2 separate regions of the Mus musculus genome follow, and region 1 is linked to region 2. Evidence: chromatin loops called from intact Hi-C (ENCODE). Cell type or tissue: gastrocnemius. All regions are shown on one strand. Links, peaks and the distances in the headings refer to the core of each region. The heading gives the core; the rest is flanking DNA.

Region 1 (15,474 bases), core at 2,996-10,995, 65 kb before region 2:
TGTGGGATGCCTGAATATCTCTTCGTAGTTTTATAAAATAGGAACATTCATAGCACATCATTTCAGAGTTTATGTGTGGGGTCTCCATCTTTGTTTTAGTTAGGGTTCCCATTGCTGTGAGGAAACACCACGATCACAAGCAACTTGTGGGAGGAAAGGGTGCGTTTCGTTACACTTCTGCACCACAGTTCATCGCAGAGTTGGGCCGGAACTCAAGGCAGGAAGCCGGAGTTCAAGAACTGCTGAGGGGAAATGGATGAGTACTGCTCATTTCGCTGTGCATGTCCTGCTCAGCCTGCTTTCTCGGAGCACACAGGACCACCTACCTGCCCAGGGTGGCCCCACTCACAGCGAGCTGGCTTCGTCCATATCAGTCATCAGTCAAGCAAATACACCACAGGCGTTCCCGTGGGCTGATCTGGTGGAAGCGTTTTCTCGGTTGAGTTTTCGTCCCCAAATCATTTTCATTTGTTGGCTGGATTCAAGTTGACTGATTGAAGTTGGCATAAAAGTAGCCAGCACAGTCATGATTCGATTCATGCTTCGTCTGGCTTTACAGAAATGGATGGTCAGGGTATCAAATTCAGACTGTCATACATGCCAATTTCCAGATCTTGATCACCTGTCTCCCTATCTATACCTGTTTTCCATGTGCCAGAGGGCTTCCTTTTACTCCCATGTACTTCTGATACCTCCTAGAACTTTTTTTCTGTTAAGAATTGGAAACTTAGCAGAACCAAGACTTAAATACCAAACCCAGGTTTGATGCAAACAGCCTAATATTAGAGAAAATATGGAAACACAAGAGAAAAACATTTCTTTGCTTATAGTTGCAATTCACTGTAAATCTGCAAATACAATTCCATTGTGAATCTGTTCGGTTCAGCACTTTACTCCCGGGAAATATTTCTTCAGGTGACAGTTCACTTCAGGACATTTGAAAGAGTTCTTGAAGTTCCAGATCATGGAAGGTCATTTTCCTATTTACCAGGAAAATATTGTGCAATTATTTCTGAATATCTTAGATAGCCTTGCTGTTCAATGGCTCCTTAATTACTAAGTTAAGTGTTTGGTGGGAGATAGCACTGTTGCAGACCATGTGTAAACCAGGTAGCATGTAGCAGTAAACGTCTCTAGTTTGATGACTTGTAACCTTCATTGTTACCAAATCTAGCATCATTAGTAATTTAATATATCCTCCTGCCTCCTGATGTGCCTGAAGTGATACATACTAGATTTCCATTCTGAAATCCGTGGGTGCTTATGTACGCAAGAACTCTGAAAGGACTTCACTGACTTTTGTCTGCCCCTGCTTTCTTTGCAGGGACTGTGCAGGATTTGATCGGGTAGACCTCCCTTGCTTGCTGCTCCCAGCTGCCTGGTGAGTACCTACCTTGTAACGCCCCCCCCCCCCCGGGTGGGGGAATCTACATGCAGTGTCTGTTAAAGGTGGTGCGTGGCTGTTTTCCTAGGTGTGGTAAAGAGGCAAGCAGAATCCCCTGGGGTTTCTGTGTGCCATCTTACGAGTTCTGCTGTTGACTCTGCCGGCCACTAGCCTCTCACTCGTGTTCTTGCTGATTGTGGCCGTGCTGCCTGGCCACGGAGTGAAAAGCTTTGTAACGGTTTAAGCCTGGTACAGGTTTTGTTAGTAGATTCCCACCTTCATGAGAACTCACAGCTCTGCCCATCCACAAGGATAAGGCAGCTGCCTGTGGGAGTGATGCCAGGTAATCCCTTCCATTCCTGTCTAACTTTCCCATAAATCCTTCATGAAGCGCTCCAGCAGTCAGAACTCTCTGTATGGCCGGTTTGTGTTACTTCCAAATGTATACTAGGCAGTGCTCTAAGGTAGCACCAGATCCCAGCCAAAGATGAGAGACTACCTCCTTCTGATCTCTTCATCAAGTTGCTGTTTTATAATTGTTCTTACAAGATCGCACTGTTTGCCCTTTCTTCCTTTAAGAGATAAGAAGCCATATGTCAGTGATTCCCATGGACCAGCGACTTCCCTGCTACTCATAATAGCTGCATTCTGAGTACAGGGCTTCTCCTATCACTCTTCCCATGCCAGGTGCGTCATTATCTCCTGGCACTGACCCTGGCTGGTTGTCTTCCGGCCTCTCTGTGAGGGCAAGGAAGAATTGCATAACCCAATCCGTCTCGCAATGGCCAGTCTTTAATGATATAAGAAGATCAAGAAAGTAGATTTATTATTGTATGCTCCTACCTATTTTTAGTCCAGTGTACTATATTTTACCACCCCCTGAAGGGTGACTCATAAGCTTGTCTTCGTAGGCACTGTCCAGTTAAGGATGCTGAGTAATTTTAGAGACTTTGAATCAGTATAGATAGATACATCATTTGCTTTCTACCCTGTTTTCATTATATCTTTCTGGATTGTCCACTTTTCCCATACTTACTTACATTGTCTCATAGTTGCATCATCCTCAAATGGGTCATTTTTTTTATTAGCTTTATAATGATGAAGGCATCAGTGTTTCATGAATATAGATAGTTGTGTCAAGAATCACAGCAGCACCAGAATGGAGGATTGGTTCGTTACATATTCTAAACTCAAGGAGAAATGCTTTTTGTGGCATGTGGTATAAGTCCTGGCATTTGATGAGAAAGAGGCTTGGGTGTCCTTAGGCCTTAGTTAGAACAGCAGGCACCCTGGGGTCTTCTTCCTTCCCCATCTTTGTAATGCCCGATTGGATTTGGCTACCTGGCTGATATCATTGTGTGACTCTTGCCCTCATGTCCAAAGAGAATTCTTTTATATCCTACCCTCTCCGCCCTAGGAGCTCCTAAAAGTAAAAACATTTGGTCTCACTTAAGCACCACTCAGTAGATAGATCCTATGAATTATGACTCCTTGAAAATGTGGAATAAAATCCAGCTCTTTGTATAATATATGGGAGAAAGTATCTAGGACCTTTAGGACCTGGAGTCAGAGCATTGCTGGTTTTGTTTTGGGATTTTGCTTAAGGTCCTCTGGTTCCAACAGTGAGTGTTTCAGACAGCACACTAGTCCAAGTGTTTTTTAGTCTCTTTCATGTCCACAATGCACATTCACAGTGCATTGTAGTTCTTATGGTGGTGTGCTTTAAATTGTGTTTATTTGTGCTACATTGAACTTAGCTTATTACCAGTGTTAGTCAATAAATTTTAAACATCGATACAGTTTGGGCTTGGAGAAATTGCTCAGTGGTTAAGAATGCTGACTGCTCTTTCTGAGGATCCTGAGTTCAATTCCTAGCACCTACAATGCAGCTCACGACTGTCTGTAACTTCAGTTCCTGGGGAAATGAAGCCCTCTTCTGATCACTTCAGGGACCAGGCGTACAAGTGGTGCACAGACATACATGCAGACAAAAATCCCGTACATATTTAAAAAAGATTACACAGTGAACACGATAATTATTTTTAGGCAATTTGCCCTCATTTTTATGTTGTTAAACATTCATGTCTAACCAAACCAAAGATGATTTTCAAATTTGGAAAATGAAAATAAACCTTGCTAGACTTCTTTCTTATGGGATTTCAGTTCAGAATAATCACTAAAATATGGCTCTTAAAAAAAACTAGTGTTTGGGGTACATTGTTTCTTTTTGAATTATTTCAAGTTGTTTTCATTAAATATTAATTGTATGAAGAGTTCCTAATGTAATGTATGTGCTTCACCAATGTCTCTGTCTCTTCTCCTTCCCCACCTCCTCTTGTCCTCCTCCCTTTCCTTATTGAACTGTTCTATGCTATCCTGATTTCTTTCAGAACTGGACTATGTTGCCTTGGCTGTTGGCATCTTTGTCTTTTTTTTTCTTTATCTTTATCTATTTTTAACATATATTGTAATGCAAATGTTCTTCAGGAGTAAGATCTGGTCGCTTATTAGATGGTTGAGTTGCTTTTATTCCAAACTCTTGCTTATTAAAGCTGCTATGGTGCATAGGGAAGTAAGAACAGCCATGGAATTCTATGGTTTCACATTTTCAGAGCATAGTATTCAGGTCAGGCTTCTTAAGCTGAGACTGGGTATGGTGGCACATGAACATGGGATGCTGTGGTGGTGGTGGTAGGAGGAGGGAGAGAAGGAGGAGGAGGAGGAGGCGGTGGCTATGGCAAGAGTTCAAGGCCAGCCTGAAGTAGATGGCAATACCCCACATCAAAAACAAATCATGACAGCAACATATGGAATTTGAAGATTTCTCCAGGAGTGGTTTGTTAATCAGGTCGCTCAGCAGACACTGTTGAGTGGAGGTGGAACAGGGTGCCTGTGCAGCCCTATAGGGGAATGGAGTTGGAGCTCTGAGCTCCTCAGCCCAGCGCTCAGGAGATGCTGCTTCACTGCAGGCAGCTGAGCTGGGTGTTTCCCTTTTCCATCAACCTTCGGCTGCAGGCAACACTCTGCTGTCTGCCACTGCCAGAGAAGATGCTCCAGTGGTGGAAGGAGCCTCCACTTAAAAAGTTTAATCATGTTCTCCATCTCTCCCATTCTTTCCCATCGAGAGTGAAGCACTTTCAGAAACTATACCCATTATTTCCCAGTGGAAGTTAAACACTCTCAGAAACTATGTGAAGTGCATTTTCTTCCCTTGAGAATGTAGTATACTATCCCTTCAAATCCCTAAGTCCACAAATGATTGCAGTGTTGAAAGACACATAGATATTTTTCAGCTATCAGAATTAGGAAAATTTAATATTTCAAATTCTTTAAATCATTGTTGCACTGTGTAATGACTTCAGTGCTTTGAAAAAAGAGATAAAGATACCATGTGATATTATGATTGGAAACTGTTCTTTCCAGAAACAAGTTCAAATTTGATATTACCACCTCCACCTGCTACACCTCTACCACCTTTACCACCACCACCGCCTACTCTACTTCCACCTCTACCACCACCTCCATCCACCACCACCATCACCACCACCTTCACCACCACCATCACCACTACCTCCTCCACTACCTCCTTCATTACCTCATCCTCTATCACCTCCACCCCCACTACCTCTACCACCACCATCACCACCACCTCGTCCACCTCCTCCATCTCCTCTCCCACCACTACCAACACCACCAACTCCACCACCACACCTCCACCACCTTCACTACCACTGTCATTCTATCACTGAGCCAACATCCCCAGCCTGACTTAATTATCTCTTGTTCTTATCTCTTTTATTCATCCTTTGAAAACATTTTCACAAACGTTTTTAGGAACCACATGCATTTCCTGGGGAACCTTCGGTTTTAAAATGACTCAAAAGTTTATTTATGTCCACCTGAGCTCTGAGATCAGTGCTGCCCATGTGAGCTATACATGCCAATATAAAAGAAACAGAGAATATCGACCAAAGCTGAAGGCTGGGTTGACTGGTAGGTTAAATTAAGATGAATGACATATTATGCTAAAATAGCCAAATTATTATTTGACATTCAATCAGTATAAAGATGTCATACTTTAAAAAAAAAACAACTGTACATCTTGTGTGTGTGTGTGTGTATGTTTGTGTGTGTGTGTATGTGTGTGTTGTTTGCATGGTGCATTTCCACACACTGGTGCACTTTTATGCAAGTGTGCCTACATTTTTATGTATATGTATGTATAGCCTAGAGGGCAACCTAATTATCAGGCTATCCGTGTTTTCCAGGGGACAGAATCTCTCACTGAACCTAAAGTTTGCTGAGCAGGCCAGGATGGCTGGCCACTAAGCCCCTCTGAATCCACTTGTCTTGATCTTCTAGTGTTGGGGATTCCAAATCTATTCCACCAGTGCTACATATTTATGTAGGTTCTAGGGATTGAACTCAGGTCCTTGGGTTTGCAAAGCTAGCACTTTACCAATTGAGCCATCTTCCCAGCCTTACTTTTTTGTTTGTTTGTTTGTTTGTTTGTTTTAATAGCAAATCTCAGCTCAGAATAGTGAAATTTTAAGAGTTCAGGAAGTAACATTTGGTTTTCATGGGCCAATGTGCACAGTACAGCTTTACAGTGGTATACAAACCTCTAGTAAAAGGCTTTACTATTTTTATAAAACTGTTGGCTGGGCTGGGGACTCTCGCAGCTTGGAACCCCATTCAGTAAGAGTCAGGCAGCACTACTGTCCAGCTGAAGTGAGCTGGATCAGAGTCTTTTTGAGAGCCTGACAGGAAAGAGCTGGAGGTAAAAAAAAAAATTGTATTTTGCAGGTGTGATGTTACTGATAACCTTCGGGGTATAATATTCTAGGATTAATTTTTGGTAGAACGTGAGTTGCATATAGAAATGCTAATGAAAATACTAACAGTGTTTTGAGACGGAAAACATATGTTTGTGATCTAGGTAGGTGGAAGGTTCTAGAAGAATTTTCATACTTGTAGGTAGACATATTTAATAACAGTGTTCACTAGAATGCAGGAAAGCTAAGGAGTGACCAAATTCTGGGGAGCTTTTTAGTTCATAAGGTAAGATATCACCACAATCCAGAATTTATTGGGTTATGATCCAGTTATCAATTGCTTTATAACAAAATGTGGGGTTTTGCAATAGCAAGAGTCACTAACTCTTTGATACCTCCTTTTTGTGGTCCACAGTTGGGAAAGGATCTGATTGTGTCCTGTGTCTCATGCAGTACACTTGGCTGCTGACATTGGTGCAGGAGGCTGGGGCAGCCATGGTCTGGCTGAGAATCTCTCTTGTCACGCAGCCTATTTTTTCCCCCTCTAGGATTGTCTGTTCATGAGCAACTGTAGGATTTGGCTTGACTCAGCGCTGGGGTGATTTTTCCAGCTGACAGAGGCACTGTCACTTTATGACTTGGCCTTGGACCTGATGCCTCATGGCTTCCGTCAGGGGCCCTTTGCAGCCCTGCTGTGCACATCTCGCCCCTCTCGTCATGCTCTGGGAATGTGCTCACATTCTTCCAGAACTCTTAGTTCCATACGACAGCTCTCTCCTTCTCTGTTGCCCATTAACTTAGGCCAGGTGGTCCTTAACAAAATCTCAAGTTGCTTAGCTCTTAAATGGCCAACCCTGTCCCTCCATTTTCCTTCCATTCCTCTTCCTTTTACTTTCAGAGTTCTTCTCAAGCCGTGGCCATAGCCCAGACCTTTCCCTTCATGTAGTGATATGTTGAGGAATTGAAAAAAATACAAGAAAACATAGCACAATGAAAGGGAGGGCAGATTTCTCATTCCTTACTTCTCATACTAAAAGGACATACGCTTGTCACCCATGTGTCTTCTTGAGAGGACAGAATTCTTCTAGCCAGACACTGGGTTTCTCTTTCTGTCTTCCCAGTGAAGCTTCTTCTTGCTCTAGTGATGGTTCTCCTTGTCCACCCTTCCCAGGCTCACGGGATGGAGAGGAAAGGGGCAGGAAGTAGACTGTGACCTTCGACTTTTTGCTGACAGGAGCCAAGGTCCGCATTGTGTCAGTTTCTGTGTCTCTGATTTCATAGGACTTCCTGTCCTCTAGAGTGTCATCTTCACACTAGGTACAATGTGGGCACTCCCTTGCTCCTTCCGGCTCCCCTTTGCAAAGTCACCATGTCTCTTAGAAATGATTAAAATGCCAACTGTATTAGCCTTTAAGTAAAGTGCCCTCAGCTCTGGAACTTATTATTCTGAAATGCATGAATGGGCTAGATAGTCATTAAAGTGGGTAGGATAAAATGTTAATCATAGACTCGTGTTGGCAGGTACATGCTATACCTGTGCACTGTAAGAATGTATGAACTGTTTAGAGAAGAACTTGTGTTTATTTTAAACTGAAACCTTGCAGAAGAGAAACATTAACCAGAATTACAGAAGGATACATTTGAAAACAAAATGTCAGTTTTATACTGCAGTACAGGCTTAAGCTTGTTCTGCCTCTCACTTAAGCATGTGAGACACTATTATGCACATTGTGATTTATTCAAATTCCAGTTCCCTCTTAAGCTTTGAAGAAACAGGAAGAGTCCAGGAAAGTTCTGTGGACTTTTAGCTCTTGCACCTACAGCTGGTAGGTATCTTAGGCAGCTTTCACCCGATGCTCATGAGATGCTGGTGTTGAAGTCCCTGGGAAGGGGTTGCTCAGTGGTCCTGGAAGAGCCTGTTATTCCAAAGAAACAATTCTTTGTTCTGTTACCCATTTTGCACTTTTCCATTTTAAATTGGATATTCAGAATCTTTTCTACCCTGAAGTCTATATTGACCAATTGGTGAACTGTTAACCTGTCTTTGAATTTCTGAAAAATATGAGGAAAATGTAGTTCAGTAGGAAAGCACTTGCCCAGCACGGACAAGCTCTTGGTTCCATCTTTAGCACCGTAAAAATAAAATGAAACCGGGGATTAGAACTGTTGCTCAACAACTGAACACTTGTATAATGCCTTGACTCTCTAGTGAGAGTCACACACTCACACTCACACACACACACACACACACACACACACACACACAGAAATAATAAAAGTATAAAATAAACACGAAATTCAACAGAAATTTTCTTAATACTTTCTTTTCTTTTTGTGGAGGACATGTCAAGGGAATGCTTAAGCAGGTAGAAATGGTTGCCTTGGAAAGCCCTTACCTGCTTCTCCATAGTTAACAGAACAGCGGATGCCCCGTCTTTGCTGTCCTCAGGTGGGAAGAGGCGGCTTGCCCAGCACTGTGGATTGGAATAAACTCTGCCGGGACAGAAACCACCGATGACCTTGGACTTCCACACCTGGAACATCAGCTGCTTCCTTCCTTTGCATATTTTGTGGTTTGTCTGGAGAGTCAGGTGTCATCAGGGCAGAGAGAAGCAGTTGGAGGACAACTCCAGTGGCTTCCTGTGACAGTGTGACATGTGACAGTGTGACCTCCTGGACCTTCTAGAGAACTGGTGACTTTGCAGCAAGGACTCAGTTAGCTAGGCCAGAGCAGCCATGTGGCAAATAGGAAATCCATGTAGCGCGAATATGTTTCATAACAGTGCTCTGGAATTTGGAGAGATCCAGTACTTCTTTTTTTTTTTTTTTGCAATGGGACATGTGAACGTGTCCTTATTGAACTTTGTGGAAAACCAGAACTGAAACATACTTTCCTAGTGCAATTAAGTTTACTGAGAAACTAGTGATGTTGAACTTGTCACCGGGAGAGAATCTGTCAGGAACCAGCAAAAGAATGTGACTGGTGAATGTGGACCTTGTTTGGCCTGTGCACAGTACCACTCTTTTCAGCATCTTCGGAGGTACCGGTGTGAGATGGTGCTTGTAGGACCTGCCGTAGAGTGAATACTGAGATTCTCCACTCTGTTTGTCTCGTCTTTCACTCCTCTTGTTTTCCATATATAATAGGCCACCTCAGTGGCTCAGGACTCACTTCTAACGAGCTCCGTATTTGCCCTCTCTGTAGCTATCTGCCCTTTCTTCTGTTCACGTAAAGCATCTGTAAAGAAAAGGCCCTAAGGAGCAAGGGGTACCTGTTCTCCTCAGCCTGGTGCTCCTTTCTGTCCCAGTGACGATGCTCTGCCTTCTGGGACTCTGCACACTGGCAATTCTGTGCTCTAGCCTATACACAGATGCTCCTCTCTTGTAACCAAGACCATCCTTCTTTCCAGTCCACCTCCTTTTCATGTGCTCCCCTTCTGCTGGTATCCTCCCGCAATCATTAGCACTGGCACACCCACCCTTCCATGGGGTTCACTTCTGCCGATCCATCTGGAAAACCTGGGCTGCTCTGCCTCATCGTTTCCTCTTTCTGCTTTCTTTACAATTCGGTGAAATTCAGATTATAAAAACTGACCTTTGATCCGAACAGTTCACAGTTTTACATAACGGCCACCTCCACCTAGTTCCAACTCTCTTCATCTCTCCCAGAGAAAACCCCTGCCATCAAGCACTCGCTAGGTCCCGCTCCTTTCCTTCGGCCATTTCCCAGCCACCATAGAACTAAACTTTCCCAGGAGAGAAACCACCAATGAGCTTGGACTTCCACATCTGGAGCATCAGCTGCTTTCTTCTTTGCATATCTCCTGGCTTGTCTGGAGAGTCGGGTGTCATCAGGGCAGAAGGAAACAGCTGGCCTTGTTGCTCTGTGAATGTACCCACTTAGGACATTTTCTATTACTAGGCTCACACAGTATGGAACCTCTTGTGCCTGCCGTCTTTTGTTAGACACGACGACTTAGATTTCACTCAAATGCTTACGAGCACTTGAACTTCATTCCTTCACATATATCTAAACGACAATGTCCATCAGATGTGAGTGCTTTGTCTGTTCATCCATTGATAGGCATGGTCTGTTCTATCTTTGGGCTGTTGTATCGATGAGTCCCCGTTTGAGTTCTGTAAAATATCTACTCAGGGATGAAATTAAATGTAAACATTTAGCTCTCTGAGGTGCTAGAGTGCTTTCTCACAGTACCTGCTTAATTTACATTTTTTTTTAACCAGCAGACATGAAATTTACAATCTGCTTGCTGTCCTTGACAACAGATGTTGACCTTTTTTTTTTTTTAAAGTGTAGTCAACCAAGTAGGTATAAAACTGTACCCCATCATGGTTGTAATCCTTTCTTTCCTTTTAAAGGCAGGGTCTTTTGTACCACATCTGACCTCAAACCCACTGTGTAGCTCAGGGATGGCCTTGAACTTCTAATCCTTCTGTCTTCACTTCCTGTGTGCTGGGATTTCAGGCATACACTGATCTGAACAGTTTGTGCAAGGCAGGCCAGCGTCCCCACCCTGTTTTTTAATCTTTATTCCTACCTGCCTAGTCGTATCCTTCATCCTTTCACTTGTTTCTTACTATTACTTAGACAAGTGCCCTATTTCTACCCCTGCCTATTTCAAGTGGTCTGTTTGCCCTTTGGTTGTTGAGTTAGGTGTAGATGTTCTGGATGTGACTGGAAGAGCCTTTCTTCTGTTTTGCTGGTTGCATTTCCATGTGTTTGAAAATATCATTTTGGTGAACAAAGGTTTTTTGGGTTTTTTTGGGTTTCATTTTTATCAGCTAAGGTTTGTCTTTTATTTCATTGATTCTTCATTGTCATATTCTGGATCTACTAATGCCCGGTTGCCATGTATGAATCTTAAGCTCATGAAAATTTACTGTAAGCTCCCCTCTGTTTTCTTCCAGGTAAAATGGTCATTTGCTGGTAGTTTGTGGTATATCTCGGTCATGGATCCGATCTGGATGGAATATGAGGCACTAGGATCCAGCAGCATTCACTTGCTTCGGGATGCCAAGTCCCAGGGTCTTTGTTGAGTAACCTTCTTTGATCTTTGTATCACTGTCAAGGACTAACTTGGCTCAGCAGCAATGCGTCTCTCAATTGTGTTCTGTTGTTTCATATTCCTATTCTTTTGCTGTGCCACACCATTTTGGTTACTATATCTTTTTAGCAGTTTTGAATTCTGAAAATGTGAATCTCCTGGTTGCAAGTTTTTATAGTGCAGTTTTTGCTCCTTGTGCCTGTTCTTGCTTCTGTTTCTGTCATTATTTGTTCTTTTCTGATTCAGCTGCAGCTGCCCCACAGTTTTCTGGTACATGTGGGATATCACAAGCATACTGCAGACTAAAAGGTTTCTCTAGAAACCTTGACAAAATCTATGTGAGTGTTTCTAGAGCCAAAACTAGCTCCTACCTGCTGGTTTTAAGCTGCACATTAGAAATCTAAGAGCCCCTGTTCTAGTGGCCTTTTGCGAAGAAGACTCCCCTTCCCTTTTGCCATGACAACCAGATATTGTGACTTGTGCATGTTCCAAATATATTAGTTGTCATCTTCACTGACATAAATACTATTTGAAAACCCCTCTGTTTTGTAAAACCAAGCTGTGGTACAGGCATTAAATCAGGAAGAAGTTAGACTTGTGGAACACAGTGAGGAAGGAGGCTGCTGGTTTCGTTGGAATCAATTGCTAGCATGAGTCACACTTGTTTCCAGAATATTTAACCTCTGCTTTGTTCCTTTGAGCATTGCAGGGACTATGTGGGATTTTCCTTTCTGAAGAACTTGCAGCCGTGAATTACCCAGTAACTGCTCTTTAAGCATTTCCAGGTGCTCCTTTAAGTCCTCATGTCATGGAAGATGAACAATTGCTCCTGATTGATTGGAGGAAACTGCTATAACCCCTGGACATTAGGACAGTGCGAATGTTTATGCTTCTTGCTGAAATGCAGTTAGAAGACACATAGGGTACTGGGGAGCTGGGTTGGTTGGTGTAGTGCCTGATGTACAACATGAGGACCTTAGTTAGGATCCCCACCACACGTGTAAAGCTGGGAACTGACGATTACCCTTGCAACCTTGGGACTGGGGCTGGGGATTGTGTAGACAAGAGAATCCATGGAACTTGGTGGCCAGCCATTCAATGTTTTTTGAATGACCTGTCTGAAAAAATAAAGTAGAAGGTAATAGAAGGCACCTGACATTAAGGTCCGGCCTCCACACTTGTGCTCACATGGGCACACACAGGAAAATGTATATATGCATATTCCACACACAAATACACAGCTAAAAGGCGTAGTCTCCCCACTGCTTCTGAGTGTGTGTGTGTTTGTATATCTCTTCTCTCTCTCTCTCTCTCTCTCTCTCTCTCTCTCTCTCTCTCTCTCTGTGTGTGTGTGTGTGTGTGTGTGTGTGTGTCTTTATCAGGTGATGGTAAAGTGTGTCAAAGGGATTGAACAAGGCTGTAATTGCTGGGTCATGGTGCTGCATTTCGAGTATAGCATCTATAATACACATCTACAATCCACACATACAGATGTGTCCATCCATTTAGAAAGAACAACCTAGGTTTCTCACAGACCTTATATCAGGCAGTACAAAGTGTCCGTGATCAATAAGGGGAATTTGAGATGGAAAAGGACAAATACTGAAGATTTCTAGAAGCCTCTTTTAAGCTGGATCTTTCCCTCATTAAGTATTCAGTGTTAGAAACAGCAATCAAGAATACCCAAGAAAATCATTCGGGCTGATCACACTGCAGACTTGGCCCATCATTTAGGCAGCATCGTTTCCATTAAAACCAGATTTGGAGAATTCTCTAACAGAAGTGTCAGAAGTGCTTTTTGTCTATAAGGCATTCTGCCCCCATGGTTGTGGCAGCTGGTAAAGTTAACAAGTCAATTTCCACATTTGATGCCGTGTTTAGTTATCAAGGGCAGATTGTGGTTCATAGCTTATGTATTTCAACCTAACAAATCTGACTCTGAGAGAGCAGTGGCGAAAGTAGCTGATTGGTTTTGTGTGGAGCAAGCCCTGCATGAGACAGCGTGGATACGGTCAGGAAAAGAAAAGGGAACGTGAGATTAAAAGAAAGCATTATATGGGTATGGCAGCAGGTAGTTTAAAAAATGTATATGTTACATCAATGTTATATATGTGTATATATATAATATATATGTTTTATGTGATATATATGATATATATATATAAATGTGATATATATCATGTGTCATATATACATATATCACATATATAATGTGTAAAGTTCTCCAACTTTGTTTTGATAAAAGTATAATTCTATATTTAAATTTTTTACTATATTAAAAAAAGGAGAAAAGAATAAGAGAAGGGAAAGACTATCTTTAGTCGTGAGGACTATCTGCTCTGCTTATAGCCTGAAAATTTGATTGGACTGTTTGCTTTCCAGTTGTTTAAAAGAACAATCTGAGAGGAAACTTGGCTTGTCATTCACTTATTTGCTGTCAGGGCTGCATGTCACTTAGCAAGAACAATGTCTTTTCTTTGAGCATCAAAGAGTTTGTTAATTCCCAGATGTCACTTATACCCTCAGAGTGCAAGAGACAGTGATTATATTGTCAAAAGCTTGTGGTGCTAAAATGGAAAGCATATTTTGGTTTACTTCTTAGCCAAATTATAGTCTTCTTAGAATGAATAAAAATGGCTTTATTTTGATTATGCAGAAATGACTCTTAGATTTCATTTTCTTAATGGCTTAATAGTAAGCACCATGACACTTGACCTAGAGAAAAGTATTTTCCTGTCCATTAATGTTTTATAAATGGTTGCCTTTTATGTTTGTGTCTATTGTTTACCCCTCCATTTTGTAAATGTGTTTTGAATGTTCACCACGTGCCTGGCAAGGCTCTAAGCCCACATTTGGGGTGACAACATAGTGCAGCATACATAGGGGATTAATTTGCATTTGGGGCCAAACACTATGAAGGTTACTTTAAAACTGAACCCAAGATGATGAACAGCTAAGAATAAAATAATGATAGGCAGAATTTTTTAGACAGAGGGAAGGGCATGTACAATGGTCATAGTAGACATGAACGTCTTAGTGTGATCATAGTGCTCAGAGGAAGGGACATGGAGAGCACAGGCTGATGAGGTCTAAGTTGGGCATTAGTCAGCCTCATGTTCCTTGCTAGATTTGGGTTAGGGCTACTTTTTTGTTGTTGATCTTCCTTGTTTGTTTATTTTAAGAACAAGAACTCTCTTGACCGACATGGTCAGCTTTTTGCTTTAGTACCTCACCCTTGTCGTGGTAAATTAATTGGGAATATAGAACTGAAGAAAGGAGTGGAAACAGAAAATCCAGTTAGGAAGCTGTTGTCAGTGAGAATAGAGAGAGTTTAGGCAGGTTTTTTGAACTAACTTGAAATCAGTGGATAAAGTAAACAGGGAAGGTAATGGCAAAAAAGGCATCGGGATGGCTCTTAGGCACAAAAGTGAGCAATGGCTGAGAAATGTGTGGGGATTCGGAAGTCTAGAGGGAAAATAGAGACTCTGCATGAGCATTGATGCTTAATGCTTTTGTTAAGTATGCAGGTGGAAATGTCAAGTAAACAATTATGTCTGGGACCAGGAGCAGTTGGATACATGAGAGCCAGGGATGAAGATGTGGGTAATGGAAATAGAGATGGTATTTAATGCTTTGGGGCCACATGTGACCACCTAGCAAGGGAAAATACACAGTGAATGGTCACTTGAAGACACAGAGGTCAAGATTGAGGACAGTGACTGATGGAGATGGAAAAAGGGAAACAGAGGCATTATCACCAAAGAAGTTTTCCAGGAGGAGAGAGCAGTTCACTGGGTCAACTGCCCATTGGTTGGTAGAGACAAAAAGGTAACCCTTGTGTCTCACAACACGAATGTCACTGTTGTTCCTGACGAGAAGAAGGATTTCTGATCAGTGTAGTCTGAGAGAAAAGAAAGGTGAAGAATCCTAGTCTGTGCCTGTTGCCTTTCTAAGAAAGAAGCTAAGAGGCAATTTTGTTATTCACAGGGACACAGGAAAGAGAGGCAAGGGCGTTGAGGTCATCTGGGGAAACCGAGTGAACATACTGAACATGGATTTTGGTACCATGTTTAAGTGTTCTCTTTTAGGTTGTGGTGAGGGATGAAGGCTTGCATGCCCATGTGGCTGTGAGATTTTCTCTAGCTTAGATTAATTCAATGGCCATCGTCAGTCAGTTAACACCCTGTCCCCAAACCCAAAACCTACATTGTACAGAATTAGTAATTGGTCATGATGGAGAGAATGAGGC
Region 2 (15,474 bases), core at 3,321-11,320:
GCCTGAGGCAACCTTCAGGAAGATTATTCAAGGCAAGATAAAATAAAAACCTCTCCTTTGAAATACTCTGATAATTAAAGCAAAAGTTGAGCCTGTAAAGTAGTTTTTTTTTCCTTTTGAGAAGTTTGATTTATGTTGGTGACATTTTTATCTAAGTGGGTGAGAGCTAGTCCAAGGGCAAATGGATGGCAAGGCTGGGGAGGGGTAGACATAAGAGGCCTCTGAGGTTACCTCTTAAAGGGGTTAACAAAGCCACGCATCCCACTCAGATAAGGTCAGGGTGTCATTGTCTTTCACCAGGACTCAGGTGCCACTGTGAACTGTACACACTTGAGGGAGTGGGCTGAGGTGTGGGGCCTAGAAAATTGTGAGGGAGACATCCCACCTAGACATTATTGATAAGCCCAACCGGCCGCAGAGCAACATAGGGAATGGCAACTTGTTCTGCAGACTGCATCCCAGGCAAGCAGTGGGGTTTGTCCTTTGAGAAAGGAGCACTGGGACATTTGGAGACGCTGGAGGGAAGAGCAGGGACACGGAGAAAAGTTGCCTAAGTTTCACTTAGCAAATACTAATTTACTATACTAGTTCATCTTTAGGGTTGGTTGAGAGTTTGTCCAAAAGGAAAGATACTCGTTCGTCGTTTTTGATATCCAGGATATTGACATTATAACAGCAAATGCAGATCATTACAGTTCACTGTAGATGAAGTTCAGATTAACATGTTGCAATATGGTGTGTGGCAATGGAGCTCTATAGAGAAAGGGACACTTGTAGACTGCCAGTGAACGTTCAGGAGGCGATATGAGTCTGCTTCTGGAATTGTAACTGGCGATTAGCACCTCAATTAGCAGAGTCAAGAGAATTCTCCCATAGTTATGCCTACATAACTAATCTGCACAGTCGGACAGCAAGGATTTCCCTGGGTCATGCTGGAGTGTGTCAAGGCAACAATTAAAACTAAAGGTCACAGCTCCTTTTCCAGACCTAACCCTTAAAAAACGAAGCTTGGAAGAAATGCTTAAAGGGATTACCCAGTAACTTCAGGCCCTCAGTATTGACTACTGGTGTTGACAGCAAAGCAGCTGCCTGTACTCAGTCTCCATGTCTCTGCTTTCTCAGGCTGGGAAGAGGTACATTATTGACAGATTCTGTTCCTTACCTTCACTTTCATCCCTGATGCCCGTCTGGTTTCTCTCTCCTCTGGACCACCTCTTCCGTTAGTCAGATAAAGACTCGATCAGTTGTTCTCAATCTCTAGTTTATATCAGAGCCACCCTCCTAACTGGATATGCCTTGGCTTCTTGAGCCCCTCCCCCCAAGATTCTCATTTAGAAAAGATGAGTGGAGCCTGCAGTTATACATCTGTGATCACCACTGGTGATTACTGTATGGTGTTAGTTTCCTGGAAGGAAGAATTTATTTTGGTTCATGGCTTGGGAACATAACGTCCATCACGGTGAGAGAGGAAGATACTGTGGAGTTGCAGAAGCAGAATCATGTGGCAGGCATTCCTCAGATCTCAGCAGACCAGGAAGTAGAGAACAGGTAATATGTAGGACTTTTTCCCCGTTTTGGTCAGTCTGGCACTGACCAAGTTCATGTCACGTATTCCCTCCTCAGTGAAATCTCTCCAGAAACATTCTCAAAGACATACCCAGATGTTTCCAGTGTGATTACAAATTCAGTTATGTTGACAGTGACGATCAAACATGACAGTGCCCACCTCTGAGAAGCACTGATGTAAGAGAAGCCAAGAGAGCCTGAGCCCGCTTTGAACTTTGCCCATAGGATTCTAGTTTGAATCCCCACTTTGAGTATGCAGAACCAACTTCTGCCAGTTTGATGGGAAGAAACTGGAGCAGAGGCGAATGGTAACCGAAGCTGGTTTTCTTATTAACTCTCCCTTGATGTCAGTTATCTTTACAAGGACAACTTCCTCTCCCACCAAAAATTTCAGGTTAGAATATCTGGAAACAAGGACCAGAAGGACTTTTATATACTATGCTTGTAGCCTCTTCCCCAAACTGAAGGTTCTCCAAGTGCATGGGCATTTTGCTTTATGTTTCCTCACAACTTAATAGAAAACCCCACTGTGAGAGCAAGGAGGGCCCAACGTTCTGTATGGCTTACAGCTACTAGTAAGGGAGAAACTGTTTTGATGATTTTAATGGTAGGTATACACCAAATCTAAGAATTAAAAAAGTATCATGTAGTAAATCCATAAGATAGAAAGTTCCTCCTTCTTTTTTAAAGTTTTATTTAATATATATATATATATATACACACACACACACACACACACACACACACATACACACACTGCAGCTGTCATCAGACACATGCTAGAAGAGCGCATCGGATCCCATTACAGATGGTTGTGAGCCACCATGTGGTTGCTGGGAATTGAACTCAGGACCCCTGGAAGAACAGTCAGTGCTCTTAACCGCTGAGCTATCTCTCCAGCCCTCCTTCTTCTTTCATTATTAAGTTTTGTGCACTGAAGATAATTTTGTCTATGCTTTTACATGACTGGCATTATAATAAGTTTGTTTCCACTAATATCACCACAAACATATGAGTAATATGTGGTGTCCTGTCGATACGATGGCACCAAGTGATAGGACTCTATTACACTCCAAGGGGACTGCCATGTATACCAGCATGTATGTGCATGACTGTGTGTGGGCATTCTAACTGTTCTTACGTCTTTCCTTGTGTCACATTAAATACAAATTTCTTCATCTTCTGCAATGTATTAATATAAAAGGGATTTATATACAAATGACAATATTATTTCTGCAGTATAAAAATACTATTAAGCCAGATATGGGCCTAATATGTATTTTGGAGTACAAACCAGAGAAGGAAGTGTGCAATGGTATGGCATGAGTACTCCTGACCTCTGCAGAGAGCATTCTCCCTCAGCACTATGGCTCTCCAACGTAAGTGATCACGTGCATCTTTCAGAGGGACGGAGCTTCCAGGCAAGAAGTGATTAACAGTGGATAACGAGAGGAGAAATCCTCAGTCAGGAACAGCTACTCTAATACAGTTTCAGTCATTGAACCTGCTTAAGAGGATTTGGGAGGCCTAGCTATGTACTCAGATGGCATGCATGAGAAATGTTGCTGTCTTAACAACCAACATCCAAGCAATACGGGGGAATGCATCAGCTTCTTCTGGGAACAGTTACACTTTTGTTGTACTCTGTTTCTTTGAAAACCGGTCATCACAAACTGAATTATATTATATTGCTGGGCTCAGAACATGCCACTCTAACACTTGGTGTCCTGGCATACAGAGTCTATTAAGCTGAAATGCAGGATGATCACTTTCTGACTTTTTTCTTTGTCTATGAGAGACCCTCATATCCATAGGAAAGGGAGGAAGACACAGAGATGACAAGAAGCATGTGAACAAACAAAGTTTGATGAATGTGAGATTGTATCCCATTACTCAGCTATTACAGTTTCTTATATGGCTGTCCAATTAATAGGAAAGCTGTGTATAAAACATAATTTTGTCCCATTTCTATGAGTCTTTATTTCTGAGAATTTCATATCATATAATACTTACTAAATAAATTGATTATTACTTGAGCATAATCTGTCTTATGCTGTAGGAGTGTCAGTCATGAGACTTGTTTTGGGCAAAGAATGCTATTCCTGTGTCACTCCTGTAATAAACCATCGGCTGTTTACTGTATTCAGATCCTGCTGTTCTCTAATGCCCCAGATAACTCAGCATGGTTTCCACTCATGTTGGAAAGTCCTGATGTAACGAAGCCTGTAGTATGGTCATAAGGTTCACCTAATGCCTTTATAGAGACAGTTTTTGAAAATTGTATTTTCATCAAATTTTTAAATTATCCCATAAATAGAGTCACACTTTGACCATAACTCTGATCAGTTTTGAGCTGCAAGAGATGGAGATAAATACTGGCTTTTCCCCCCTTCTGTTCTCATTTTACTTCTGTGGGCTGTGTGTTTGGGAACTCTAAGAGATTACTTTGCATCAATTGCACTTCATCTGGATTCAACGTGGCAGAAGCCATAGGTTTTGAAGTACGAATCGAGAATCCATGACAGATCAATTCTGACACCACCGCAATCTGTTTTATTTCCAAAAGCAAGAGTAGCAGAGCCCCTCAGCCCCAGCTGGAGGAGCTTCCTCCTGCAGTGGCTGTCAGTCAGTGCAGAGCGGGTCAAAGTGAAGAATAAGTGACTCTGTGAGTTCAGCCCTAAAGGCGACATTCCAATCAACCAACCAGCCCTTTTCCCCACAAAGCTGAGGGAACGTTATGGAAGCAAAAGAATGTACTAACTAAGGGATGGGAAGGGCTGTTGTTAAATGTCGTCTTCTGAACACGAAATAACCACTGTAGCGATTAACTCTTATATACAGGTGATTGTGCATATAAGACCCGTAGAAGATCTAGCCACCCAGAGCTTTGGCATCAATTGGTTAAGGGTCGTACTCCTGGGGTCCCTCTAGCTCCTGAGGAAATATTGGTAGTTGGTAGCTTCTGGGCAAAGAAGAATCATTCTTTGAGGATATGGTCACTGACAAGGGTCCCCATGACAAGGGTGAGTAGCCCTACACGTTGCACATATTGGTAGCACTAATTGGACTTGATGGCTTATTAAAAAGAGAATAGGGAGGGAGGGGACATGGAATCTCTGTGGGGAAGTGTTGGGGAAAATCTTCAAAGAGTTGGAGGGGGAGGGATCCGGTAGATATGATCATATTTTCTTGTGCACATGTATAAAATTTTGAAGGAATATTTTTTTTAAATTAGAACATAGCTTTGTGAAATGTTAATGCAGGTTTCAGCACTGAGGAAGCCGTTGCTAGGTGCTGAATGACAAGTCCTTCCAGCCTGTGTGTGAGAGGCTTCCTGTAGACAGTGAAGAAATGAAAGCCTAGAAGTGGAGAGGAAACAGTTTACAGCCTTGCTTGTCATTTCTTACTGTTTGTTCTTGCCAAGAGCTCTGGTGGAAAATACAGAAACTTTAAGAACAGATTTTTATGAAAAGAAATAATTTGTTAAATGTCATCTTTCTTTCAGTTTAGAGAATGTTGTTTCCTAAACATAAAACCTGTGGTTAGTATACTTTTCTGTATTTTAAAATAGAAGGAAGTATTTTTTATCACTAAAAGTTTCATCACCAACTCTTAAGTAGTGCTTGTGTGTGTGTGTGTGTGTGTGTGTGTGTGTGTGTGTGTGTGTGTACTGTGTTAACTGCTTTCATTCCTGTGGTAAAAGAGAGGGAGGGAGGGAGGGAGGGAGGGAGGGAGGGAGGGAGGGAGGGAGGGAGGAAGGAAGGAAGGAAGGAAGGAAGGAAGGAAGGAAGGAAGGAAGGAAGGAAGGAAGTTAAAGCCAGAAAGATTTATTTTAGCTTACAGTTTCACTAAAACCTTTAGTCCAGCATCATTTGGCCAAGGGCTGTGAGTCTGTGGTGGGGCAGGGAGCACTCCGTGGGGAAGAGCAAAGAAGCCTAGAGAAGCAGATAAGTTGTCTAGTAGAACCCCTTCCAATCCAGTGAGCTATGAGTCTGTAAATCCATGAATAAAGTCAGAGGCCTGGGGATCAAAGCTTAGGGAGAAAGCCTCCCCCACACAAGCTTTTTAGGGACCTTTAACATCCAAACTCTGATAGCGTGGAACAGTTGGGATCAGACTGTTCTTCTATTTGCCTGACCACATGTTGGGAGTATTTATATTTGCTTGACAAAAGCTCTGGATATGTTTTAGGAACCCTTCCGCTTGGCCACTGTTAGGCAAACAGCCCTTCCTTTCCAGCCTGATTTTAATAAGTATAAGAGTATGTAAATGTGTAGTGTATTTAAGTGATTGCTTAGTTAAGGACCACAGACAGCCAATGTTTTTCTACCGTAAATGGCACAATAGTATTTTTGTCCACAGGCTTTGCATACATTGAGTTAGAATCAATCCTTGGTAAAATTGCCATTGGTGAGGGGCCTTTCAAGGGCATAAAAGTTAATTACAAAATTCTTTTTCCCCCAAAGTATACAGGAATACTCTTATCCTCAACTTTCGACACTGCTGCTCTTTGCCATTCTTAGGCCTGCACTCCATAGGTGGTTTTTTTGTTTTGTTTTTTTGGTTTTGGTGTTTTTTTGAAAAGGCTATTTAATGGCTTGATGAAGATGGAGATACTTTTAGCAAATGGAGAGATTATTACTAATGACATGTCAGTGTCAAATTGGATTCTAGCTTGAAGTAAAACAAGGCATTTGAGAGTTCAGGGTGGCCGTAGTCTGTTTTACAAACATCACAGGTTCTTTAGAGGTTCAAGCAATTAACTCACTTTGGTTACTGGAAATTCCATGGCAATTTCTTATCTCTGAAAGATAATTTTGGGTGTTTTTTTGTCTTGAGTTTTAGGGGTTATGCTGTGCTGTGTGGTTGTCAGGGCATCTTCTTGGCTGGTGCACACACCCTTGACTATTTAGCTTCTTTGGGTCCTCCTGGTTGCAGGTTTCTCAACATCTTCTTTATTTAGATGGCGCTTTCTGCCATCTCGGATGAAGGAGCCCATCCAGGACTCCCCTCCTGGCTCTTCCCTCCCATGTTCTCTGCAGTCTTGGAAGAGTGTCCTCTGGTTACCCGTGTAAAACAATCTGTCCAGTTGTGTAAGACGCAGACAATGGGCCCATGTAAAACCCGCTGGCTGCCTTCCAGTAGCTGCTCTATGTGTGTACACTGGAAAGGCTGCCTCATTGTCTCAGCTCTTTGATGGTCATTCCCTTGAAATCCCCATCCTCCTCAGGTGGTTCCTTTCCCTTGGGTCCTCTGTAGTGAGGTAATGCCTTTCTAGCAGGTGGAGGAGGGAAAGGAGAAAGTTTAAAGCTTCCGGTTTAAGTAGGTAAGGACTTCCAAGGCAAGCTGTGAATTTAAATGGAAGAACTTTGGCATGGACCATAATCTTTTAGCTGCTTGGGCAATTTGAGGTGATTACAAAAAGATGGCAGTCCCCTTCCCATCTTTCAAGAGGTAACTTCATTAATACTCTGAGTTTCTCTAAACTGAGTTGAATTATTAAGCATACCTTTATTTGCTTCTTATTTTAAAAATCAGTTGATTGGGTCAACATTTTCTGGTGCTATGGTCTTTGTCTTCACTGTGTCATTCATATAAAGTAATTTGGTTGCTGCCCCTAGTGCTCCAGGAAGTATTTCAGAGAACAGCACTCCCTCCAACTTAAAATCCAACAAATTTGGGATACTTTTCTGCCATTTTCCCAAAATGCCTTATTCCTTGGTTTGATCCCTAGATCTCTAAACAACATTAAGCCAGACATGGCTTCCACCATCATTGCTGAGAGGCTATGATCCTTTAGTCCCTGTGTTCCTTCAGGTGCCACAGTCCCCAGAGGCCTAGGTGTACGTAGGCCATGTGGATGGAAGGAGTACTCAGGTGGGACATGAATATTTCAGTAGTGAAGAAGGTAGAAAGGCAGAAATCCAACCCCCTTCTGAGTGCTTAAGTCTGAGTACTTGTGTCAATCCTGGCAGAATCAGAGTTAAACCAGTGAAAGACAACATAGATGGTTAGAAACTCTCTTTTCATGTTTGATATGAACATTTTATTTTAGATGTCTCTGCTATTCCTTTCAAAGTTAAGCCAAAGGTAAAAAGTACAAGGGGTAGTTGACATGAGTTAGAACATCCTAGAACACATGATATACTACAGAGAACTCCATGCCTCTTTACATACACTTTGGCAAACCCATGAAGTTACTATATTGGATCCTTTTGAGTTTCTTCCAAGCCCTCTCCTTCCTCTTCCTTTTCTCCATAGCCAGGGTCTTTCTTTGTTGTCATGGATGGCCTTGAACTCCCATCTCAGCAATTCAAGTAGTGCGAATTCTAAGTGTGCCACTGTTTCTGCCTTGCCATATTGTGTTTTATTTAAAAGTTAATTTGCCTGTCTGTGGTTATAGGGGTTGAACACAAGGCCTCACACATGCTAAGCATACAACATTTCTGAGTCTTACCGCACCATAGTGATATTGGTTTTTGGTATGTCATGCTGACAGCGGCTTCCTGTGTGTGCTTGCTGAGGTGATCCATGGGCCTATTTCTCTCTGCAGATATTACACAGTATATGAAGTGTTTCTCCAGGTTTAGAGACAAAGAGGAAAAGTTTTGGGGTCCGATGATGGGAAGACATAAGAAGGAAGATGACCTACGGACCTCTATGGACTTCTCTCACATGTTTAAAGAATATCAACATAAAATGTCTGAGCTCTGATAATCACTTGCACCTTAATTTTGTACACTAATAAGACATTTGTTCTTCTCCAGGTCTTGAATACCATCATGGCCAAACCTTACGAATTTAACTGGCAGAAGGAAGTGCCCTCTTTCTTGCAAGAAGGAGCAGTTTTTGACAGATACGAAGAGGTAACAGTGCCGTTAACTTTTTTCCCCTCTCAAAACACTCTAAAAAGTTATCTAATTTTGATCAGAGTGCTGAATGTTCTTTCACACAAGTAACATCTTTGAGGCTTATAAAATTGCAATGGCAGAGGGTGAAGAATGGGGTAGAATGATAATATACTGTCAGTGAGTTGTTGAATGATCACCACGTGCCCGATAAAATGATAGCAATGCTGGGTGTCATTTATTAAGTGACCGCCTTGTGACAGGCTGACTTCTCAATGAGTGCCTTATTTCATTCCATATGTTGTATTTCATTCACCGATGAGCTCCTTATAAGGTGTTTGCTATCATTGTGATTTTACAGATAGGGCTCATGTAGGAACAGTTTGGGTTAATGCCGTGCTTTTGGCAAGCTTTCCTCGTAAACCTTTCTATTCTCCGTGTGTAGCAGTGCTTGGGCTTGGTGCTAGTTTATTTGCTTGTTTCATTTGTGCAGACTGTTATGACCAAAGCTTTGCACACCTCTGCTTCTGTGGCTTTTTGTTCACACCTTTGCAAAATATCGGTGGCTCCAGGCTTTCTGTAGAGCCAGGAATTGAGCCATCAATGAGCTAGAAGGGATGGAAGGGTGAGCCTTACCTTGAAGACTTGAATTGGAGATGACCTGGGGAAAGGTTTAGGATGAAAGTGGACTTTTCTCTAAGGCACAGGGAAAGCTAAAATGAATTCTCTTACAGCTGGAGATGATTCCTTTAGAACCAAGGAGTGTTGGGGCGGATATGCAGCCCCCTGAGGCTGAGAGTGTCCTTAAGTAGAGACTGCCTTTGCCCAGGAACTTGGTTGTGCTGGCTAACTTGACTTGCTCTTCGCAGCATGTATCTTGTTATAAGAGTCACATTTCCAAGAAATCAAATTGAAAGAGCAAATGATGAACCAAAATGCCATCATTGTTTCTTACCTTGACTTCGGGTGTTAAAGTGATAGTATTCGCATGTTTGTAACTTGACCACAAAAGGAGTAAGTGTTTTGTACTGTAAGATGAATCAAAGCAATATCCTACCACCAGAAGCTAGATTGCCTGGCAGTTTTCTTCTAGCCTTTTTATTTTGTTTCATTTTGTGTTTTATTTCTCCCTTGTAGTTGAGATCATGGAATACATTTTTAAAACCCAAGCTTTCCATAATTCATCTCTTCTCTGCTTCCACAATTTTATCTCCCACTAGTTTTTCTCATGCACCCTCCATGGTAATCATAGCCAATCTCTCGTGGACTCTTTTCTCCTCCTGAGGTACACTTGTTCCCGGGGTTTAATGAGCAAGCTCCTGCTCAGCCTTCAGGACTCAGATGAGGAATCTTCCCTGGTCAGGCATCTCCTTGACCTCTGCAGTAGTCCATAACTCTCTTGTGCCACCGGAAGTCTTCCTTCGTGGGGTTTACCTCCATCACACTTTTTAATCATGTTTCTACCTTTTGAAAAGTAGTCTGCATTCCCAGAGCCCACGGGCTAGGCTTTACTTATTTTTCTCTTCCCAGGTACCAGTACAATGCACTTCACTGTCAAGCTCATTGTAATGCTTAGCATTGCATAAAACCATGTCTGGCTGGTTATTATTTTCTTCCTTTCTTCTTTGGAGCTAGTGCTTCAGCCTGGAGCCTCAAAAGGGCTGAACATGTGACCTATAACTGAAATTTACCCCAACATTTTTTCCTTGATAATTGAGATTAGAATAAGATGATAGTCCTTGAAGCTCACATGCAATCAGAGTTTCTACAGACTCAAATTATTAGGGTAAACAATATGAAATACATATCATCTAAACAGCTTATAGTTTCAACTCTTTTGTACAGAGAGTAAGTCATGTAAATGGCTATATTTACATCACACAATGTGGCATAGAAAGCCAGGGCCTAACTGTTCTATTCAAGGCTTCCTTCTGATCACCTGATCTAGGTTGGCTACCACTGACCAGGATGGCAACGCGGGTGACAGAATTTACTGTCTGTTCTCTCTCACTGATAGGCAGTAGGGAAAAAATCCTAAGGGTTTATGTAATGTGTTTGAAACAAGGCTAGGAGCCTAGGGAAGATGCAGATGGAGAGTTGGAGATCATGGGAAGTGTTCGTATGCTCTGTGGGGAGTAGACACTCATGGTGGAGTGAGATTAGCAAGCGGCTGTGGTTGAGGGAATGCTAGTAAACTGAAGGGTTCAGCAAGCAAGCCCTGACAGTTTCTATTCTCCCGTGTCCCTCCATCTTCCTCGATCAGGAAACTCTTTTCGCAGGGCCTCTCTTTATGCCATGTCACATACATTTGTGTAGCCTGCTTCTGGAAAAGTGGGAGAGGGGAAGTATTGGAAGTTGAGACTGACTTTCCAAAGTCTACCACCGTGTCAAATGGCAAGGGGTCGTATTTTGGAGCAGTATGTTGTTCCAACCCCATCAGTACCAAGGTTCTGTAGTGTGGGCTAGTGTGAGACATCACACTTCTTGACTGCTCGAGTGACCCGAATGATTTTCAGATTTCTAAGGCGATTTTCCAGCCTCAGATAATCTGTAAGATAGCTTAAAAATATTACTTGTTTTCCCATAAATCAGAGAGGTCACCCGAAAGAGACCCAATGTGATATCTAGCAGAGTTTTATCTTTCTTAGTGCTAGGTAAGCAAAAGCATTTGTCTTGGGAAACAAAGTGCCACGAGGTTCGAGGATGGAGGAGCTGAAGCTTTTGTGCCCCTTTGACCCTTGTGATGGCCTTCTTGGCTTCTGAATCATAACAACTCACTCCTATTTAGAAAATCCTAGTTTCTTCTGCTTCTCTAGGCATGCACACTCCCCCAGCCTGGAGGGAAGAAACACCAAACACATGTGAAACTCAGACCAGCCAGGCTTCATTGTCCTCACTGTGATTTCATGGGGAAGCGCAGTGAGAGACAAAACAAAGAATTTCAACTTTATAGAGTAAACAGAGCGCTTTCCTAAGAACACATCAAACCAGGAAGCCAAATCATGTTTCAGGCTGGATGGCAGCCAATTTTTCTTACCATTTTCCAATTCTATAAGATGCAGTATTTTGGAGCCATGGCCATTAAAGTGCACACTTGTAAAAAGTGTAACCGGAAAAGGCTTCCTTCTCCAGTTTGTACATAAACAACCCTGAGACGTGACAGCTGACTGCTGGTGGGAAGTAGGAGAACTAAAGAAAAGGAAAGCCAGGCGTCTAGCAACATCATAACATAGGGGCTGACGTGTGAAGGAGCATGCATGGTTTCTGCTCCAGATAACAGCTGTCACATCTGCAACAATAGATTAACTTCCACATGGTCAGGGAAAAAATGTTAAATAACTACTAAGGGGTTTACCCCCCCCAAATAATTGTCAATATATATATATTGCATTGATGCATTGTTTTTATGTATCTGTATTCCTAAAGAGGTTTTTTTGTTGTTGTTTTTTGTTTTTGTTTTTTGAGGCTACGGAAATTTCAAAGGTTCACTTTGCAATAGCATTTGTAATAACATCCAATTCTATTGTCATTATACTTCTATTAAAATATCTACCTAGTGGTTCTATTAAAAGATTAAAGGTAGCATACCCCTTTATTCCCAGCACTTGGGAGGCAGAAGCAAGCAATTTCTGTGAGAGTTCAAGGTTAGCCTGATCTATGAGCCTGGTCTGCACGCAGAGAGAAACCCTGTTTTGAAAACAAAACAAAACCCCCTGTATTCCTTCCTAATTTGACTTATAAGTTACTTACGTACAAAATATATTTTGTTGACAAAAAAAATGTTTAATATTAAGTGCCTAAAGAACTCCTCTTTCAGAAGAGAAGGGCAGCAGTGCTTTGCAGATGCGCACAGCTCAGATGTCTCCTTGTCTTTCACAGCACTCCTTTCCATGGGCTTCTGGGTTGTATGTATCTCTCACCATCCCTCAGTGCTCTCTCCCACTTTCTAGAAGGTACCTCCCCATTTCCAACCTCCAGTTCCTTCCGATGCCACTCCACACTACTTTGCTTCTAAAACCCCGTCTCACACCCAATCTCAGCAACACATGAGTATTGTGTGTTTGCAAATGACTGACTAAAGCTGTGGCAGCAGCAGATGAGGGTGACAGCACTTCACAGTAGAACCCACAGCCCTCGGGAGGAAGTTCCCTTGCCCAAACCCTTCTCTTTTGCCCCAGTCTGCCACCCAGGTGCATGCCTGCCTTTAAATTATTTTAACCATTTGTTTATGTGTGTGGGGGGGCGGGGGGCATGTGCACTTGTGTAGAGGTCAGAGGACAACTTGCTGGATTTGGTTCTCTCCTGGAAACTTTTGGGGGCCAAGGATTAAACTGAGGCTGTCAAGCTTGGTGTCAGTTGCCCTTTTCCTCTGATTCACCCCCCCCCCACACACACACACACCCTTGATATAATGTAGTTATTCTTCTAGAGTCTTTGTTCAGTTTGCTCTCTTCATCTTTTACATATATGTTTCTCAATTACTTCAAAAGATAAAATTCCCCATGTCAACCAAGGAGATGAAGGTCTGGTCTCCTCACATCTGGAAGTAACCCCTCCTTACAGACTTCTGTGCCCTTTCACCTCGCATTAGCTTGTAGCCCAGATCCCTGCTTAAATGAGCGGAGTTACCACGGGAAGAGCCTTGCCATTCCCTCTGCTCCTTGTCTGCTGCCTTAAGCGGGCATTCTTCTACTGAACCTGTGTGCCGAATCTGCTCAGAAGCCATGACAGCAGCTACTAACCCAGCATGGATATCCCAGGCTTGCTGTGTGTCTAATGGGATTCAAGAGCTGAGTGTTATTGTATTTTAGTTAATTTCAACTTACATAACTACCTTCTTAGGGTGCATGACTATCATTGGCCTATATATGCAGTTATCTCAATCTACAACCAGATTTGAAAACACCTTGCTCCTGTTTCACAGCCAAGAAATCCCTTAGTTCCCTGCATCTGAGTCCCCTAATTCTTTACAGCCACTTCTTCCTAGGAACATCCAGAACAGGGGTTTAAATGAGAGCAGTCAGTCTCTTGCCAGAGCCTAGTCCCTTCCCCATATCCAAACACCCAAACTTCCTTAATCTGTCTTTGTTATGCTGGTGTCAATAGACAAAAATCACACTGGTCTAGATTAAGGCTCTTCACTGTTTTATTCCCCCCCCCCCCATCAACTTATGTATTCAATATCCAGCCCACCTCTCCTCCTAGCCCTGGGTCCTACAATCCTCCCCTGATTATCCCCTTTCCCTTCACCTCTGGGAAGGGGGAATCCCCTCTCCTGCGTATCCCCCTATCCTGGCACATCAAGTCTCTGCAGGACTAGGCACATCCTCTCCCACTGAGGCCAGACAAGGCAGCCCAGTTAGGGGAACAGGGATTCACAGTCAGGAAACAGATTCAGGGGCAGCCCCACTCCAGTTGTTGGGGAACCCACATGAAGACCAAGCTGTATGTCTGCTACATTTGTTAGGGGATAGGGGGACTAGGTCTAGCCTGTGCTAGTTCTTTGGTTGTTGGGTCAGTCTCTGGGAGCTCCCACGGGTCCAGGTTAGTTGCTCCTGTTGGTCTCCCTATCTTCACTGTTTTAATCTCTCCCTTTTCCTCTCTGTATTTCTCCCTCAGCCTTGGCAAGTGCTCCCCCACTGAGCTGTGTTCTTGGCCTGGCTGTAGTTTAACTGTAGAGTCAAGCAACACTTCATTCCATGTTTCAAAGGCACTGAGCCTTGTAGGAAAGGCTGCCTTTGCAGACCAAAAAGGGCCAAAGAAAGCAGCAACAGAAAAGACAAAAGCATTGGGCATTCCAGTTACTTCCTTGTAAGGATGAAAAAGTGGTTGCTTACCGTAACACTGCTTCAGGTCACATTTTCACATGAGGAAAAGTTCAGAAACCAGCTTGCCAGGGCAAGCTGGCGATGGCCCATCTCTCTTGGATTCTGGGAAGGTGTGATAGCACAGAGTTGCATTTGGTAAGGTGCAAAGTTGTCATGACGGACACCATTTTGCTTTTTTTTTTGTCTGTTGGGCCCTGAACAGGTTTGGTTTGCATATTGCCTCCAAACCCCTTCGACATGCACAGAAGGGGAGGCAGCTTGTAGCAACAGCTGCTGCCAGGCCAGGCGAACTGAAGCAGCAGTTGCAAGGGCCAGAGGCAGAAGAAAGGGAAGGCACAGACAAGGGGGCCAGGCTTCCTTGTGGAGCAAAGCATTCAATTTAGGAAATGTCCTGGAAGCCCACAGAGCAAAACCTTTTCAAAAGATTCCCAAAGGAACTATTTTGGTTTAAACATATAACTCCCCCCAAAGGACAGTTACAGGGTGGAACGGCTAATCATGGGGTCTTTTACTACTAGATCCAGATCATGTGAATTTTTTATTTAAAACAAACAATCATACAAACAAATCCCTGTATTTGTAATTGATAGAATAGTAGACAGCTGACCGAATTGTGGCAAATCCTTTTATAAAAGTCAATCATTTGAGGGAAGGCCCTTAAATAGTGCCCATTCGACAGTGAAAAACAACAAAAGTCGTCATTCTTCATTTTACTTCCAAACTTTATCTAGTTTAGCTTGTGCCTGCAGGGTCAGGGCAGTGGGTTCCAGAGTAAGAACTAGCTAAGGAACAGCCGGCGTTTACACTGAAGGGTCCTAACAGAGATGGTCACCATGCTAGTGCTTGCTAGTTGCTCAACTTTCAGAATCAAACTGAAGGCACTGTTTAATTACTACAAGTGGAACAGGACAACAGCAATAACAAACAAACACACAAACAAACAGAAATTGTCAGTGAGATTCCAACAGATGTGGGGAAGTAGAAGGGGCTGGAGGATTCAGGCTTATATGCTCGGGGGAGTTAAGGTTGATGATTGCCAATGCATAAAATAGAATTTAAGTCTGAGTTTTGAATGTAAAAGGGGCCAAAGGCAGCCAATAGGAAAGTGAAGAATAATACATTTTCTATGTTGGAGTATATTAAGAAAAAGTCTTAAACACTTTGAATGAAATGAAATTTCTCTGATTTTGTTCTATGAGGCTGAAGATTATAAAGTTGTCTAGGGCATGATT

What was found. Peaks named below come from ENCODE experiments on the same cell type or tissue, not always from the same donor. Only the 100,000 strongest peaks of a DNase experiment are listed, where the experiment ranks them.
Region 1: a loop joins it to region 2, with 2.0 times the contacts of the local background. A loop is called at or near these places in 1 of 42 quality-filtered maps.

What each region holds. Positions count from the first base shown.
Region 1 is chr2:135,804,225-135,819,698 of GRCm38, forward strand. It overlaps Plcb4 (phospholipase C, beta 4), which reads left to right. Exons shown (of 39, transcript NM_001355153.1): 3 at 1,325-1,381. Gm14210 (predicted gene 14210) reads right to left here and starts at 8,790. Exons shown (of 2, transcript NR_166432.1): 1 at 8,556-8,790; 2 at 7,721-8,075. In gastrocnemius, for the core only: no CTCF peak of the experiment used is centred there; a DNase peak (open chromatin) is centred at 6,740; H3K27ac peaks cover 1,036 bases.
Region 2 is chr2:135,869,050-135,884,523 of GRCm38, forward strand. It overlaps Plcb4 (phospholipase C, beta 4), which reads left to right. Exons shown (of 39, transcript NM_001355153.1): 4 at 8,334-8,432. The coding sequence starts at 8,349. Among named protein-coding and RNA genes, the nearest start is that of Gm14210, 64 kb to the left of the region's middle. In gastrocnemius, for the core only: no CTCF peak of the experiment used is centred there; a DNase peak (open chromatin) is centred at 6,687.